Regions from separate parts of the Homo sapiens genome. Here region 2 is linked to region 1. Evidence: read pairs that join two places in POLR2A ChIA-PET (ENCODE). Cell type or tissue: GM12878. All regions are shown on one strand.

The links. ChIA-PET counts read pairs that join two places held together with the same protein. Peaks named below come from ENCODE experiments on the same cell type or tissue, not always from the same donor. Only the 100,000 strongest peaks of a DNase experiment are listed, where the experiment ranks them.
Region 2: POLR2A ChIA-PET joins it to region 1 with 8 read pairs; 2 of 35 experiments call an interaction of 5 or more read pairs at or near these places.

Annotation. Positions count from the first base shown.
Region 1 is chr19:12,919,056-12,927,055 of GRCh38, reverse strand. SYCE2 (synaptonemal complex central element protein 2) reads left to right here and starts at 7,763. Exons shown (of 6, transcript NM_001105578.2): 1 at 7,763-7,813. The coding sequence starts at 7,799. It overlaps FARSA (phenylalanyl-tRNA synthetase subunit alpha), which reads left to right. Exons shown (of 13, transcript NM_004461.3): 8 at 1,882-1,966; 9 at 2,053-2,152; 10 at 2,249-2,417; 11 at 2,530-2,607; 12 at 2,791-2,905; 13 at 4,170-4,577. The coding sequence ends at 4,308. MIR5695 (microRNA 5695) reads right to left here and starts at 6,736; the gene lies at 6,652-6,736. RefSeq lists an enhancer at 7,944-8,000. In GM12878, no CTCF peak of the experiment used is centred here; a DNase peak (open chromatin) is centred at 7,705; H3K4me3 peaks cover 231 bases; H3K27ac peaks cover 167 bases.
Region 2 is chr19:12,599,954-12,607,953 of GRCh38, reverse strand. The region is part of intron 2 of ZNF490 (zinc finger protein 490); the gene reads left to right. It also overlaps the pseudogene VN2R16P. Among named protein-coding and RNA genes, the nearest start is that of ZNF490, 6.9 kb to the left of the region's middle. In GM12878, no CTCF peak of the experiment used is centred here; a DNase peak (open chromatin) is centred at 3,983; H3K27ac peaks cover 401 bases.

The sequences.
Region 1 (8,000 bases):
GACTTCCCACAATGGGGTGGCCTTCCTGACCAAGAGGGCAGTTGAGGTCATTGGGTGCCGGCTTACCTGGCCAGAGGAGCAACATCATTCTTGTCATTATTGTCATAGCACCCAAAACTTACTAAGCACTCATCACATACTAGCCACTATTCTAATCTTCCTGCCAACTACTGGAAGCAGTACTGTTACCCCTTTTTACAAAGAAGGAAACTTGGCCAGCCTCAGTGGGTATAATCCCACTGTTTGGGAGGGCAAGGGAGGAGGATCGCTTGAGCCCAGGAGTTTGAGAACAGCCTAAGCAACATAGAAAGACCCATCTGTACAAATAAAATTAGCTGGGCATAGTAGTGCACGCCTGTAGTTGCAGCTACTCGGGAGGCTGAGGTGAAGGATTGCTTGAGCCTGGGAGTTTGAGGCTGCAGTGAGCTATGATTGCATCACTGCACTGCAGGCCAAGCAACAGAGCAAGACTTTGTCTCTTTAGGCCGGGCGCGGTGGCTCACGCCTGTAATCCCAGCACTTTGGGAGGCTGAGACGGGCGGATCGCGAGGTCAGGAGATCAAGACCATCCTGGATAACACAGTGAAACCCCGTCTCTACCAAAAATACAAAAACAATTAGCCAGGCATAGTGGCGGGCGCCTGTAGTCCCAGCTACTCGGGAGGCTGAGGCAGGAGAATGGTGTGAACCCTGGAGGCGGAGCTGGCAGTTAGCCGAGATCATGCCACTGCACTCCAGCCTGGGTGACTGAGCGAGACTCCGTCTAAAAAAAAAAAAAATTTTGTCCCTTTAAAAAAAAAAAATAGGCCGGGCGCGGTGGCTCACGCCTGTAATTCCAGCACTTTGGGAGGCCACGGTGGGTGGATCGAGACCATCCTGGCCAACATGGTGAAATCCCATCTCTACTAAAAATACAAAAATTAGCTGGGCATGGTGGCGTGTGCCTGTAGTCCCATCTATTCAGGAGGCTGAGGCAGGAGAATCACTCGAACCTGGGAGGCAGAGGTTGCAGTGAGCCGAGATCGCGCCACTGCACTCCAGCCTGGGCGACAGAGCGAGACTCCGTCTCAAAAAAAAAGAAAAAATAAAAAGGTCGGGCGCGGTGGCATGATCCCAGCACTTTGGGAGGCCCAGGCAGGCGGATCACTTGAAGTCAGGAGTTCGAGACCAGCCTGGCCAACATGGTGAAACCCCACGTCTACCAAATATAAAAAATTAGCTGTGTGTGGTGGTGCACTTCTGTAATCCCAGCTACTTGGGAGGCTGAGGCAGGAGAATTGCTTGAACCTGGGAGGAGGAGGTTGCAGTGAGCCAAGATCATGCCACTGCACTCCAGCCTGGGCAACAGAGCAAGACTCCATCTCAAAATACATACATACATACGTACATACATAAATAAAGCCCAGGTGCAGTGGCTCATGCCTGTAATCCCAACACTGGGAGGCCGAGGTGGGTGGATCACCTGAGATCAGGAGTTCGAGACCACCCTGACCAACATGGCGAAACCCCATCTCTACTAAAAATACAAAAATTTCCCGGGTGTGGTGGCAGGCACCTGTAATCCCAGCTACTTGGGAGGCTGAATCAGGAGAATTGCTTGAACTTGGGAGGTGGAGGTTGCAGTGAGCCAAGATTGAGCCATTGTACTTCAGCTGGGCCAACTGAACAAGACTCTGTCTCAAAAAAAAAGAACCCAAAAAAGCCACACACAAATGAGAAAACTGAGGCACGAGAATCACTTGAACCTGGGAGGCAGAGGTTGCAGTAAGCCCAGATTGCACCACCGCACTCCAGCCTGGACAACAGTGAGACCCTGTCTGAAAAAAAAAAAGGGGTGGGAAATGCTCGTTGACTGACCTGATGTTGCTCTGTCCTGCCCAGATCCAGCGGAGGCCCTGCAGCTCCCAATGGACTATGTCCAGCGGGTCAAGCGGACCCACTCTCAGGGCGGCTACGGCTCACAGGGGTGAGGCAGGACTTACCTGGTATGGAAGGGAAGGAGGCTGGGGACCCCTGGGCCATTGCATGGACTTCCCACCTTCCCTCCTGAAGGTACAAGTATAACTGGAAGCTGGACGAGGCCCGGAAAAACCTACTGCGAACCCACACCACATCAGCCAGCGCCCGTGCGCTCTACCGCCTTGCCCAGAAGGTGCGGTTGGCCCAGGCGGGGGCCCCAGTGGGGAGAGGGTGCTGTCAAAGGGACCTTCTGACCCATACCTGGGCCTGGCTCGGTTGTCACCCCTAGAAGCCCTTCACTCCGGTCAAGTACTTCTCCATCGACCGCGTATTCCGGAATGAGACCCTGGACGCCACGCACCTGGCTGAGTTCCACCAGATCGAGGGCGTGGTGGCGGATCATGGTCTCACCTTGGGCCACCTCATGGGCGTTCTGCGGGAGTTCTTCACCAAGCTGGGTGAGCAGGGGGGCAGGGGTGGGCCATGGTGGTGAGGCAGCGGGCAGGTGTGTTGATCACCAGCATTATCCTCCAAACCCCTGCTCTCCTGCCCGCCCCCCACTTCCTGCAGGTATCACGCAACTCCGCTTCAAGCCAGCCTACAACCCATACACAGAGCCCAGCATGGAGGTGTTCAGCTACCACCAAGGTCAGGGTAGGCCCTGGTACTGGGGTGGGAGGGAGGTCTCAGGCTACTATGGTTTGGCCTGGGTCCCCCCATTGCCATGCCTGTACCCCACCTCCCAAGCTCACCACCTAGACCCAGAACCTGTACCAGCAGTGCCCAGAAACTCAACACGCACTGCCCGTCTTTTCTGTCCTGCCTCTGCAGGCCTGAAGAAGTGGGTGGAGGTCGGAAACTCGGGGGTCTTCCGTCCAGAGATGCTGCTGCCCATGGGGCTTCCCGAGAACGTGTCGGTCATTGCCTGGGGCCTCTCCCTGGAGCGGTAAGTGCCCAAGTGGAAACTCGGGGTGTCCAGCTGCCTCAAATAACTCTCCAGGTATAGGGGCCTGCGTGGTTTCAGCACCACCCATTCATTCATCCAATGGACAAAACTTTCATCGTGAGTACAAACTGAATGCTCAGCCCCGTGCTGTGAACATGACAGCTTATGTCCCTCCCTCTGAATCTGGGGTCCCAGTGGAGCGAGAAGGATGATAACTAGCAAGACCAACAAGTACATCAGGCCAGGCGTGGTAGCTCATGCCTGTCATCCCAGTGCTGTGGGAGGCCAAGGCAGGAGGATCGCCTGAGCCAGGAGTTTGAGATCAGCCTGGGCAATAGAGCAAGTCTCCGCCTCTACAAAGAATAAAAACAGGCCAGGCGTGGTGGCACATGCCTGTAATCCAAGCACTGTGGGTGGCTGAAGCAGGTGCATCACCTGAGGACAGGAGTTCGAGGCCAGCCTGGCCAACATGGCGAAACCTCATCTCTACTAAAAATATAAAAATTAGCCTGGCGTGGTAGCAGGTGCCTGTAATCCCAGCTACTTAGGAGGCTGAGGCAGGAGAATCGTTTGAACCCAGGAGGCAGAGGTTGCAGTGAGCCAAGATCATGCCACTGCACTCTATTCTAGTCTAGACAACAGAGTGTGACTCTGTCTCCCGTCTCTACTAAAACTACAAAAATTAGCCAGGCACTGTTGCGTGCGTCTGTAGTCCTAGTCCTAGGTACTCAGGAGGCTGAGGTATGAGAATCACTTGAACCTGGGAGGCGGAGGTTGCAGTGAGCTGAGATTACGCCACTGCACTCCACCCTAGGTTACAGAGTGAGACTCTGTTTCAAAAAAACAAATGCACTCAGCAAAAGAAGACAGAAGTGTGTACCAGGGCAGTAAGTGGTATAGGGAGGGCTAAGGCAACTACGTGGTCAGTGAAGGCATCATGGAGGAAGAAGTGCCACCTAAGCAAAATCTAGAGGTAGATAAAGAGGTAAACCATGAGAGTATCTGGGGAAGGGTGTCCCAGGTAGTGGTCACAGTCAGTTCAAAGGCCCAGAGGTGGGAATGTGCTTTTTGTATTAGGAGAAGAGTGAGGAGGCTGGTGTGGCTGAAGGCGGAGGGTGAGAGGTGATAGAGCAGTTGGCGCAGGGCCCTGTGGGTCATGGGGAGAACTTGAACTTTTCCTCTGAAGAAGATGGGAGCCATGGAAATCTGAGCAGAAGGGTGCACGTGCTGACCTCATGATAAACTCTGTTCCCTCCCCCACAAGCCCAACGATGATCAAATATGGCATCAACAATATCCGGGAGCTGGTGGGCCACAAGGTGAACCTGCAGATGGTGTATGACAGTCCCCTGTGCCGCCTGGATGCCGAGCCGAGGCCCCCTCCCACACAGGAGGCTGCGTGACATGGGCCACTCTAGGACAGGTCATCCTCCCCGAGTCCCTGCTGCTGCGCTCCTTTGCATCCCTGGCCAGTGACCTTGTATTTATGAGGCCTCTGTGAGGCCAGCCCCCACCTTCCTCTTTCCCACCTGTCCCAGGACCAGAATCCCAGGGACAGAGGACTGGGTAGCAGGTTCCTTCTGTTGTCCTGTGTGGTGTGTCTACTGTGAGGGTGGGCCCTGAGGAGACCTGTGGGCCACCTATTGTCTAATAAAGTGGGCAGTTGCCCCCATCTGGTGGCTTTCCTTAGGGGTGAGGGGTCTTGTTGGGTCCCCCTAGCTCAGTGTGCCACTTGATGGTCAAAATTCTGGGTACTGGGCTGGGCGAGGTGGCCCGCGTCTGTAATCGCAGCACTTTGGGAGGCTGAGGCGGGCGGGTCACGAGGCCAGGCGATCGAGACCATCCTGGCTAACAGGGTGAAACCCCGTCTCTACTAAAAATACAAAAAAAAAAAAAAAAAGTATGGGTACTGAGCCAGGCACAGTGGCTCACTTCTGTAATCCCAGAACTTTTGGGAGGCCAAGGTGGGTGGGTCACTTGAGGTCAGGAATTCAGGAGCAGCCTGGCCAACGTGGTGAAACCCCATCTCTACTAAAAATAAAAAAATTAGGGCTGGGTGCGGTGGCTCATGCCTGTAATCCCAGCACTTTGGGAGGCTGAGGCGTGTGGATCATGAGGTCAAGAGATTGAGACCATCCTGGCCAACATGGTGAAACCCTGTCTACTAAAAATACAAAAAATTAGCCGGGCGTGGTGGCGGGTGCCTGTAGTCCCAGCTACTCAGGAGGCTGAGGCAGGAGAATGGTGTGAACCTGGGAGGCGGAGCTTGCAGTGAGCGGAGATCGCACCACTGCACTCCAGCCTGGGCAATAGAGCAAGACTCCGTCTCAAAAAAAAAAAAAAAAAAATTAGGCTGGGCGTGGTGGCTCACGCCTGTAATTCCAACACTTTGGGAAGCTGAGGCAGGCAGATCACTTGAGGTCAGGAGTTCGAGAGCAGCCTGGCCAACGTGGTGAAAACCCGTCTCTACTAAAAATACAAAAAAAAAGCTGGGCGTGGTGGTGAGCACCTGTAGTCCCAGCTACCCGGGAGGCTGAGGCACGAGAATCGTTTGAACCAGGAGGTGGAGGTTGCAGTGAGCCAAGATTGTGCCACTGCACTACAGCCTGGGTGACAGAAGAAGACTCTGTTCCAAAAAAAAAAACAAAAAACAAAAATTAGCAGGCATGATGGCAGGCACCTGTAGTCCCAGCTATCTGGGAGGCTGAGGTGGGAGAATCACTTGAACCCAGGAGGTGGAGGTTGTAGGGAGCTGAGATCACACCACTGCACTCCAGTCTGGGCCACAGAGTGAGACCTGTCCCCCAAAAACAGAAAACAAAAATTAGCTCAGCATAGTGGCTCATGCCTGTAATCCCAGGTACTCCAGAGACTGAGGTTGATCACTTGAGCCTGGGAGGTCGAGGCTGCAATGAGCCGTGATTACACCACTGCACTCCAGCCTGGGCAACAGAGTGAGACCCTGTCGTTAAATACATATTTATGTGTCTAAATAAACACAAGTACCCTGGAATCTTGCCATTTCCATCAAATCTGAACTTTGGCTGTGTAGGGGTGAAGAGAAAGCTTCCTTATTGCCCTCTGAAGTTTCACTAAAAATTACTGAGAAAAGGCAGATTAATAAGAGAAAAGGAATACGAATGTATTTGATCATAGTGTTACCTGACAAGCCTTCAGAATGAAGATCCAGAGATACAGGGGAAACTGTGTTTTTGTTTTGTTTTGTTTTGAGACGGAGTCTGGCTCTGTTCCCTGGGCTGGAGTGTAGGGGCGATCTTGGCTCACAGCAGCCTCAGCTTCCCAAGCAGCTGGGATTACAGGTGCCCGCCACCATGCCTGATTAATGAAAAGTGTCTTATGCTTAGGTTCAGCAAAGTTTGAACACCCAGGTAGAAATTTGATTGGACAAAAAGGGTTTGTCGTGGTTCATACTTGTAATCCTGACACTTTGGGAGGCTGAGGCGGGTGGATCACTTGAGGCCAGGAGTTTGAGACCAGCCTGAGCAACATGGAAAAACCCCATCTCTACTAAAAATACAAAAATTAGCTGGGCATGGTGCATCTGTAATCCCAGCTACTTGGTTGGCTGAGAATCGCTTGAACCTGGGAGGCCAAGGTTGCAGCGAGTTGAGATCTTGCCACTGCACTCCAGTGTTGCCTGGACAACAGAGCAAGACAAAAAAAAAAAAAAAAAAAAAAAGCCGGGGGGGTCGTCTAATACTAATAGGCTGAGTGGGGAAACCCAGCAAGGCCTATCTGTCTAGATTCTTCTTGGAGTCTCAGGAATGCATGCTCAGAGAGGCCAAGAAGAATCTAGATAGATAGGCCTTGTGTGGGGCAGAAACTTCTTTGAAACGGGGGTCTTATGACCTACAGTCAATAGGGTAGATCAGATAATTTCTTCTTTTTTTGAGACAGCACTTTGGGAGACCAAGACGGGAGGACGGCTTGAGCCCAGGAGTTGGGGATCAGCCTGGGCTCAGCACAGTGAGATCTCATTTCTACAGGAAAAAAAAATATAATTATGTGTGTGTGTGTGTGTGTGTGTGTGTGTATATATACATACAATCTTTTTTTTTTTTTTGAGACGGAGCTTTACTCTGTCACCCCGGCTGGAGTGCAGTGGCATGATCTCAGCTCACTGCAACCTCTGCGTCCTGGGTTTAAGCAATTCTCCTGCCCCAGCCTCCCGAGTAGCTGGGACTATAGGCGCCCGCCACCACGCCCGGCTATTTTTTGTATTTTTAGTAGAGACAGTTTCACCATGTTGGCTAGGCTGGTCTCGAACTCATGACCTCAGGTGATCCACCCGCCTCGGCCTCCCAAAGTGCTGGGATTACAGGCGTGAGCCACCGCGCCCGGCCAGAAAAATATTTTTAAATTAGAAGGGCCTGGTGAATGACACTGCTACTCAGGAGGCCGAGGCAGGAGGATCGCTTGAACCTGGGAGGTCGAGGCTACAGTGAGCTGTGATCGCACCACTGCACTCCAGCCTGGGCGACAGACCAAGATCTTGTCTCAAAAAAAAAAAAAAATTGTTATGGAGTATATTTTCCAAGGCAGAGTGGATGAAGTTAGAAGCACCGAATAAATACAGGACTCTGAGATCCGTATAACCTGGGCGCCCCGTGGAACCCAGGAGCCTCACAGGGGCACACAAGCGCACCCAGAGCGCGCCGTCCTGCTCCCAAGGGGCGCCGACTGCGCGCGCAGCCCGCGGACCGCGAAACTGCTGCTTAACGGTCGGCCCCGCCCAGTTGGCCGCGCAAGTTCTCAAAGAGGGCGGGGCCGGGAGCACGCGTCACAACACACTCGTCCGCGGGAGCGCAGCTGGCCAGGGGCGGGGTCGGCGCATGCGCAGAGGGTGCGAGCTTGAAGGCGGGAAAATACGGAATGGAGCGACAGGGAGTACGCGGCGCTTGTTTCCTTCTCGCGCGTGGGGCGGGCGGACAGATAGGCAGGGAACGGCTGCGATCCCAGCCATCTCCAGCGGACCCGAGCCCGGCCGCTTGTCCTTTGCCATTGGGGCTCCCTCTCATCAGGCCTGGCCTCAAATTTCCTGACTGACTGAACCCGGCCCTGACTGACGCACTGA
Region 2 (8,000 bases), 320 kb after region 1:
TCAATGTGGCTTTTCTGGCCAGGAACTTGCCTGACATTTTCAATAAGCCAATCCTTAAGTTCAGCATGCTGGTATTTTTCAGTGTCTGGGTCACCGTCCTTCCTGTCTACCAAAACCCGAAATGGGGAAGCTATCAATCCTGGCCTCCACTGATTTGCTGCTGCTTCTCTGTCTGCAGATGCTATGCTGTTCTTGTTTGTTCCTTTTTTTTTTTTTTGAGACAGGGATCTTGCTGTGTTGCCCAGGCTGGTCTCAAGCTCCTGGCTTCAAGCAATTCTCCTGCCTCAACCTCCCAAAGTGCAGGGATTACAGGTGTGAGTCACTATGCCTGGCCTGAGTTTTCAGTTTTTGACAGTGCTCAGTATATGTGGTGGCACACATTTGGACTTTAATACTGAGAAGTTCCATTATTATTACTGTTATTATATTGTATTACTATTACTATTATGTTCTGTCACCCAGGCTGGAGTGCAGTGGCAAGATCACAGCTCACTGTAGACTCAACTTCACAGGCTCCCTAGTAGCTGGGACTAGTAGCTGGAACTAGGACTAGGTGTGCGCCACCACGCTTGGCTAATTTTAAAAAAATTCTTTTTTTAGCCAGGTGTGGTTGTGCACATCTGTAATCCCAGCTATTTGGGAGGCTGAGGCAGGAGAATTGCTTGAACCCAGAAGGTGGAGGTTGCAGTGAGCCGAGATCATGCCACTGCACTCTAGCCTGGGTGACAGAGTGAGACTCCACCTCAAAAAAAAAAAAAAATTTAAATTTTTTAAATTTTAGAGACAGGGTCCTGCTATGTTGCCCAGGCTGATCTTGAACTCCTGGACTCAAGTGATCCTCCCACATCAGCCTCCCAGTGTTGGGATGGTAGGCGTGAGCTACCACACCTGGCCAATTTCATTATTACTTATGAGCCATATGAGTTTAGACAAGACTTTGTGCTCTCCATACTTAACTTTTTTCATTTGCAAGATGGGAGGTATGATTGGGTGGGGCTAATCAAATGAAATACTAATGATTATGAAATCACATTAGTCACCACAGTGATGTGCAAACATAAATTATTGAAATATTGAATAAAAATGGGATTTTATTTGTTCTTTAGTAAAACACAAAGCTGTTCATTTTTTTTCTTTCCTAACATGTGCTGGAAATCTACCATATGGAAATGATACTTGTGAATGGTCATGGACTTTTAGGCCTTTGCTGATCATTAAAATAAAAATCTTCCAGTGATTCCTTTTATAAAAGGACATCAAAGCCTGGGCAACAGAGTGAAATCCTGTCTCTATAAAAATAAAAAAAATTGGCCAGGTGCAGTGGCTCACACCTGTAATCCTAGCACTTTGGGAGGCTGAGGTGGGTAAATCACTTGAGGTCAGGAGTTCAAGACCAGCCTGGCCAACATGGCGAAACCGCATCTCTACTAAAATACAAAAAATTAGCGGGGCATGGTGGTGCACACCTGTAGTCCCAGCTACTCAGCAGGCTGAGGCAGAAGAATTGCTTGAACTCAGGAGGCAGAGGTTGCAGTGAGCTGAGATCATGCCACTGCACTCTAGCCTGGGCAACAGATAGAGACCCTGTCTCAAAAAAAAAAAAAAAAAAAGAATTACCCAGGGTGGTGGCATGTGCCTGTAGTCCCATAGCAGAGATCCCTTGAGTCCAAGAGTTGGAGGCTACAATGACCTATGATTGTGCCACTGCACTCCAGCTTGGGCAATAGAGTGAGTCTCTGTCTCTAAAATGAAAAAAAAAAAAAATCCTATTTTAGGCCAGGCGCGGTGGCTCATGCCTGTAATCCCTGCACTTTGGGAGGCCGAGGTGGGTGGATCACCTGAGGTCGGGAGTTTGAGACCAGCCTGACCAACATGGAGAAACCCTGTTTCTACTAAAAATACAAAATTAGCGGGACGTGGTGGCACATGCCTGTAATCCCAGCTACTTGGGAGGCTGAGGCAGGATAATTGCTTGAACCCGGGAGGTGGAGGTTGCGGTGAGCCAAGATCATTGCACGCCAGCCTGGGCAACAAGAGCAAAACTCTGTCTCAAAAAAAAAAATTAAATTAAAAAAAAATCCTATTCGAGGGTCTCAAATACACTTTTCTTAAAGGGATAGGAAAACCATTAACAAAATATTTAACAGAATACTTCACTTCTGGTCCACCAATAACCACTTCTCAAGCAGACACCAGCTGGGTGTGCTATATAATTCAATTTAATTGTGACAGTATCTACCTGGAGACGGAGTCCAATACCAAAAGCTAACGGCTCACAAGAATGCCCCTCACTGCAAATGTCAGTTGTAAGTCCCAGGATGTGACCTATGCTTCTGACCAACAAGCTGTAAATCAGGGTTTTCATGACCCACTCTTTGGGTTTGATTAATTTGCTGTAGCAGCCTACAGAACTCACAGAAACACTTTACTTACATTCACCCATTTATTACAAAGTGTTTTTTTTTTTTTTAATAGAGCAGGGTTTCACTCTGTCTCCCAGGCTGGAGTGCAGTGGCAGGATCATAGCTCATTGCAGCCTTCAACTCTTGGGATCAAGCGATCCTCCCTCATCAGCCCCGCAAGTAGCTAGGAATATAGGCATGTGCCACCACACTCAACTAATTATTTATTTTTTGTAAAGTTAGGGTCTCGCTCTGTTGTCCAGGCTAGTCTCAACCTCCAGGTCTCAAGAGATCCTCCCACCTCGCTCCTCTCAAAGCACTGAGATTATAGGAGTGAGTCACTGTGCCTAGTCTTACAAAGGATATTTTATTATTTATTTATTTGTTTACTCTTTATTTTGAGACAGGGTCTCACTCTGTTGCCAGGCTGGAGTGTAGCAGCACGATCTTGGCTCACTGCAACCTCCATCTCCAGGGTTCAAATGATTCTCGTGTTTCAGCCTCCCGAGTAGCTGGAATGACAGGCATCCTCCACCACGCCCAGCTATTTTTGTATTTTTAGTAGAGAAGGGGTTTCACCATGTTGGCCAGGCTGGTCTCGAACTCCTGACCTCAAGTGATCCATCTGCCTTGGCCTCCCAAAGTGCTGGCATTACAGGTGTGAACCACTGCACCCAGCCTACAAAGGATATTTTATTTTATTTATTATTATTATTATTTTTTTTTTGAGACGGAGTTTTGCTCTTGTCGCCCAGGCTGGAGTGCAATGGCGCGATCTCAGCTCACTGCAACCTCTGCCTCCCAGGTTCAAGCAATTCTCCTGCCTCAGCTTCCCAAGTAGCTGGGATTACAGGCGCCCACCACCACGCCTGGCTAATTTTTTTTTTTTTGAGATAGAGTCTCACTCTTTTGCCCAGGCTGGAGTGCAGTGGCACAATCTTGGCTCACTGCAGCCTCTGCCTACCAGGGTCAAGTGATTCTCCTACCTCAGTCTCTCAAGTAGCTGGATTACAGGCCCATGCCACCATGCCCAGCTAATTTTTTTTCTGTGTGTCTATGTTTTTAGTAGAGGCAGGGTTTCACCATGCTGGCCAGGCTGGTCTCGAACTCCTGACCTCATGATCCGCCCACCTTGTCCTCCCAAAGTGCTGGGATTATAGGTGTGAGCCACTGCACCTGGCCTAATTTTTGTATTTTAAGTAGAGATGGGGTTTCATCATGTTGGTCAAGCTGGTCTTGAACTCCTGACCTCAAGTGATCCACCTGCCTCAGCCTCCCAAAGTGCTGGGATTACAGGCGTGAGCCACCACACCTGGCCCTACAAAGGATATTTTAAATGATACGAATGAACAGCCAGATGAAGAGATACCTCCAGGCATATGGTTATGTTCTTATTTACCAACCAGAAGGCTCTCTGAGCCGTGTTTTTGGGTTTTTATGGTGGCTTTATTATGGTGACATGATTAATCACATCATTCACTATGGGTGATCAACTCAACCTTCAGTTTTCTCTTCCCTCCCTGGAGGTGGGGACAGAGCTGAAAGTTTCAAAGCTCCAGTCACATGGTTGGTTCCCTGGCAACTAGCCTCACATCCTGTGGTTTGTAGGAGCTTTCCAAAAATCACCCCATTAACATAAACTTAGCTGTGGTGGAAAGGGGATGGTTATGAATAACTAAAGACATTTCTTCCACCTGTCACTCTGGAACTCTTCTAGAGCTATTTTAAGAACTGAATACAAAAGGCCATTTTTTTTTTTTTTTGAGATAGGGTCTCCTTCACTCTGTCACCCAGTGACAGTGGCACAATCTTGGCTCAATGCAGCCTCCACCCCCGGGTTCAAGCAATGATCCCACCACAGCCTCCTGAGTAGCTGGGACTACAGGTGCACGCCACCACATCTGGCTATTTTTTTCTATTTTTAGTAGAGATGGGTTTTCGCCATGTTGCCCAGACTGGTCTCAAACACCTGAGCTCAAGCATCCACCTACCTTGGCCTCCCAAAGTACTGGGATTACAGATGTGAGCCCCAGCGCCCAGCCTTTTTTTTGTTGTTTGTTTTTTGAGACAGAGTCTTACTCTGTCACCTAGGCTGGAGTGCAGTGGTGTCATCACAGCTCACTGCAGCCTTGACTTCCCTGAGCTCAGGTGACCCTCCCACCTCAACCTCTCAAGTAGCTGAGACTATAGGCACACACCCCTATGCCTGGCCAATTTTTGTATTTTTTGTAGAGATAGGATCTCACTGTGTTGCCCAGGCTGGTCTTGAACTCCTGGGCTCAAGCATCCTGCCTGCCTCAGCCTCCCAACATGGTGGGATTACAGGCAGCCCAAATATTTTAACAAAAGATACTCCAATTGCTCTAGTCGCTTAGGAAATTACAAGGTTTTTAGCAACTGTGAGCCAGGAACCCTGGACAAAACCCAAATTATATATTTCACAATATCACAACTTTCTTTTCCACCAAACTGGGGGGTGGTACTCAAAATGATACCCTCTCTCTGCAGTTTGATTCAATTATAACTTGGATATTCTCTAAGAATCCATAGTTCTTGTCTGTGTGTCAACTGGGAAATCACTGTGGATTTGAATAAGTACTCTGCACATAAGAAAAACCCATGATGGGGCCAGGTGTGGTGGCTCACACCTGTAATCCCAGCACTCTGGGAGGCTGAGGCAGGTGGATTGCATGAGCCCAGGAGTTTGAGACCAGCCTGGCCAACATGGCGAAACCTTGTTTCTACTAAAAATACAAAAAACTAGCCCGGCGTGGTGGTGCGCACCTGTAGGCCCAGCTTCTCGGGAGGCTGAGGTGAGAGAATCATCTGAGCCTGGGAGGTCAAGGCTGCAGTAAGCCGAGATCACACCACTGTACTCTAGCCTGCATAACCATAGTGAAACCTTGTCTCGACAAAAAAAAAAAAAAAGAAATATACATGATGGGCTGCACTGTGTAGATGACCATTACCCTCTAGGAAGACCTCAGTGGTTTTCTTTTTTTGAGACAGAGTCTTGCTCTATTGCCCAGGTTGGAGTCCAGTGGCATCATCTCGGCTCGCTGCAACCTTTGTCTCCTGGGTTTAAGTGATTCTCCTGCCTCAGCTTCCTACATAGTTGGGACTACAGGTGCCTGCCACCATGCCCAACTAATTATTTTTATTTTTTTGGTAGAGATGGGGTTTCACCCTGTTGGCCAGGCTGGTCTCAAGTTCCTGACCTCAGGTAATCCTCCTGCCTCGGCCTCCCGCAGTGCTGGGATTACAGGCGGGAGCTACCGCGCCAGCCAAAGGTTTTCTGATATACAATTTAATTTATGTCACCCAGTCTCCAGTAGCAGCAAAATTTTCATATCAAATACATGAGGCAATTCAGACATAGAGATCAATGGCATGAAATTGAAATTCCAGAAATAGGCCCATATATGTGTGTGTGTGTGTGTGTGTGTGTGTGTGTGTGTGTGTGTGTGTGTGTATATAGTGAACTGAGTTTCAAAAACGGTGCCAGGAATCGGGAAATAATATTATTTTCTTTTTTTACTTTTTTCTTTTTTTTTTGTTGAGTCAGAGTCTTGCTCTCTCGCCCAGGCTGGAGTGCAGTGGTGCGATCTCGGCTCACTGCAAGCTCCGCCTCCCGGGTTCACGCCATTCTCCTGCCTCAGCCTCCTGAGTAGCTGGGACTACAGGAGCCTGCCACCAAGCCCGGCTAATTTTTTTTGTATTTTTAGTAGAGACAGGGTTTCACCATGTTAGCCAGGATGGTCTCGATCTCCTGACCTCGTGATCCGCCCGCCTTGGCCTCCCAAAGTGCTGGGATTACAGGCCTATGCCACCGCACCTGGCCTAGAATATTATTTTCATAAATTGGTGTTGTGACAGTTGGATAGACATACAAAAAATAATAAAATTGGGCCGAGCACAGTGGCATGATCATCTGAGTCCTGGAGTTCAAGACCAGCCTGGGCAATATAGTGCAACCTCATATCTTATAAAAAAAAATTAGCCAGGTTTGTGGCATACACCTGTAGTCCCAGCTGCTTGATGGCTGAGGGAGGAGGATTGCTGGAGCCTGGGAGTTTTGGCTGCAGTGAGCTATGATTGTACCACTCTAGTCTAGCCTGGGTGACAGAGTGAGACCCCAATTCTTTGTTTTTGTTTTTTTTTTTTCAGACGGAGTCTTGCTCTGTCACCCAGGCTAGAGTGCAATGGCGCAATATCGGCTCATTGCAACCTTCGCCTCCCGGGTTCACACCATTCTCCTGCCTCAGCCTCCCGAGTAGCTGGGACTACAGGTGCCCGCCACCACGCCTGGCTAATTTTTTGTATTTTTAGTAGAGACGGAGTTTCACCGTGTTAGCCAGGATGGTCTCGATCTCCTGACCTCGTGATCTACCCGCCTTGGCCTCCGAAAGTGCTGGGATTACAGGCGTAAGCCAACGCACCTGGCCTTTTTTTTTTCTTTTTTTTTTGAGACAGGGTCTTACCCTGTCTCCCTGACTGGAAAGCTGTGAGCCTCAGCTCACTGCAGTCTCTGCCTTCCAGGCTCAAAGGATCCTCCCACCTCAGCCTCCCAAGTAGCTGGGGCTACAGGCGTGCACCACCACACCTGGCTAATTTTTGTATTTTTTGGAGAGACAGGTTGTGTCATGTTGGCCAGGCTGGTCTGGAACTCCTGGGCTTAAGTGATCCACCCACCTTGGCTTCCCAAAGTGCTAGGACAAGAGTCCTGAACATTTTTTCTCTATTCTGATGTCACAATCTCCAAAGTTATCTAAAACTTGCATTCAAGAGCACCTGTTAGAGCTTTATAGCTGATTATAAAACCACCTTCTAAAGAGGACCAAGACAAGACAACAATTATTTATGGATGACAAAGTTTTAGGGTAGCCATAGCTAAAGACACAATTGACAAGGAAATCTGTTACTCTGTGGCACACAATAATTTAACATAATAATTATAATTATTACTGATAACATACACTGATATATCAGAATTACAAGAGTTTTCCATCATTTTGGAACACATACCAATAACATATATATACAGATATAGTCCAAAGAAAGCCATACTCCATTTTATATTTGACTTTGCTTCCTCTATGATTTTTGTACCAAATAAGCCAAATTTCACATTTACATTAGTATACTATTACTGTTAAACCCAATTCTTTTCTTTTCTTTTTTTTTTTGAGACAGAGTCTCGCTCTTTCGCTCAGGCTGGAGTGCAGTGGCACATCTCGGCTCACTGCAACTTCCACCTCCTGGGTTCACACCATTCTCCTGCCTCAGCCTCCCGAGTAGCTGGGACTACAGGTGCCCGCCACCATGCCTGGCTAATTTTTTGTGTTTTTTTTTTAGTAGAGACGGGGTTTCACCATGTTAGCCAGGATGGTCTCGATCTCCTAACCTCGTGATCTGCCCGCCTCGGCCTCCCAAAGTGCTGGGATTACAGGCGTGAGCCACGGCGCCTGGCCTAAACCCAATTCTTAATAAAACCTTATAGACATATTTACCCAATTTTATAGACATATTTACGCCAATGTTTGGCAATTTTTATAGATTTTTTATTACCCTTTACAATTTTTGTTAAAGAGCAGGTTA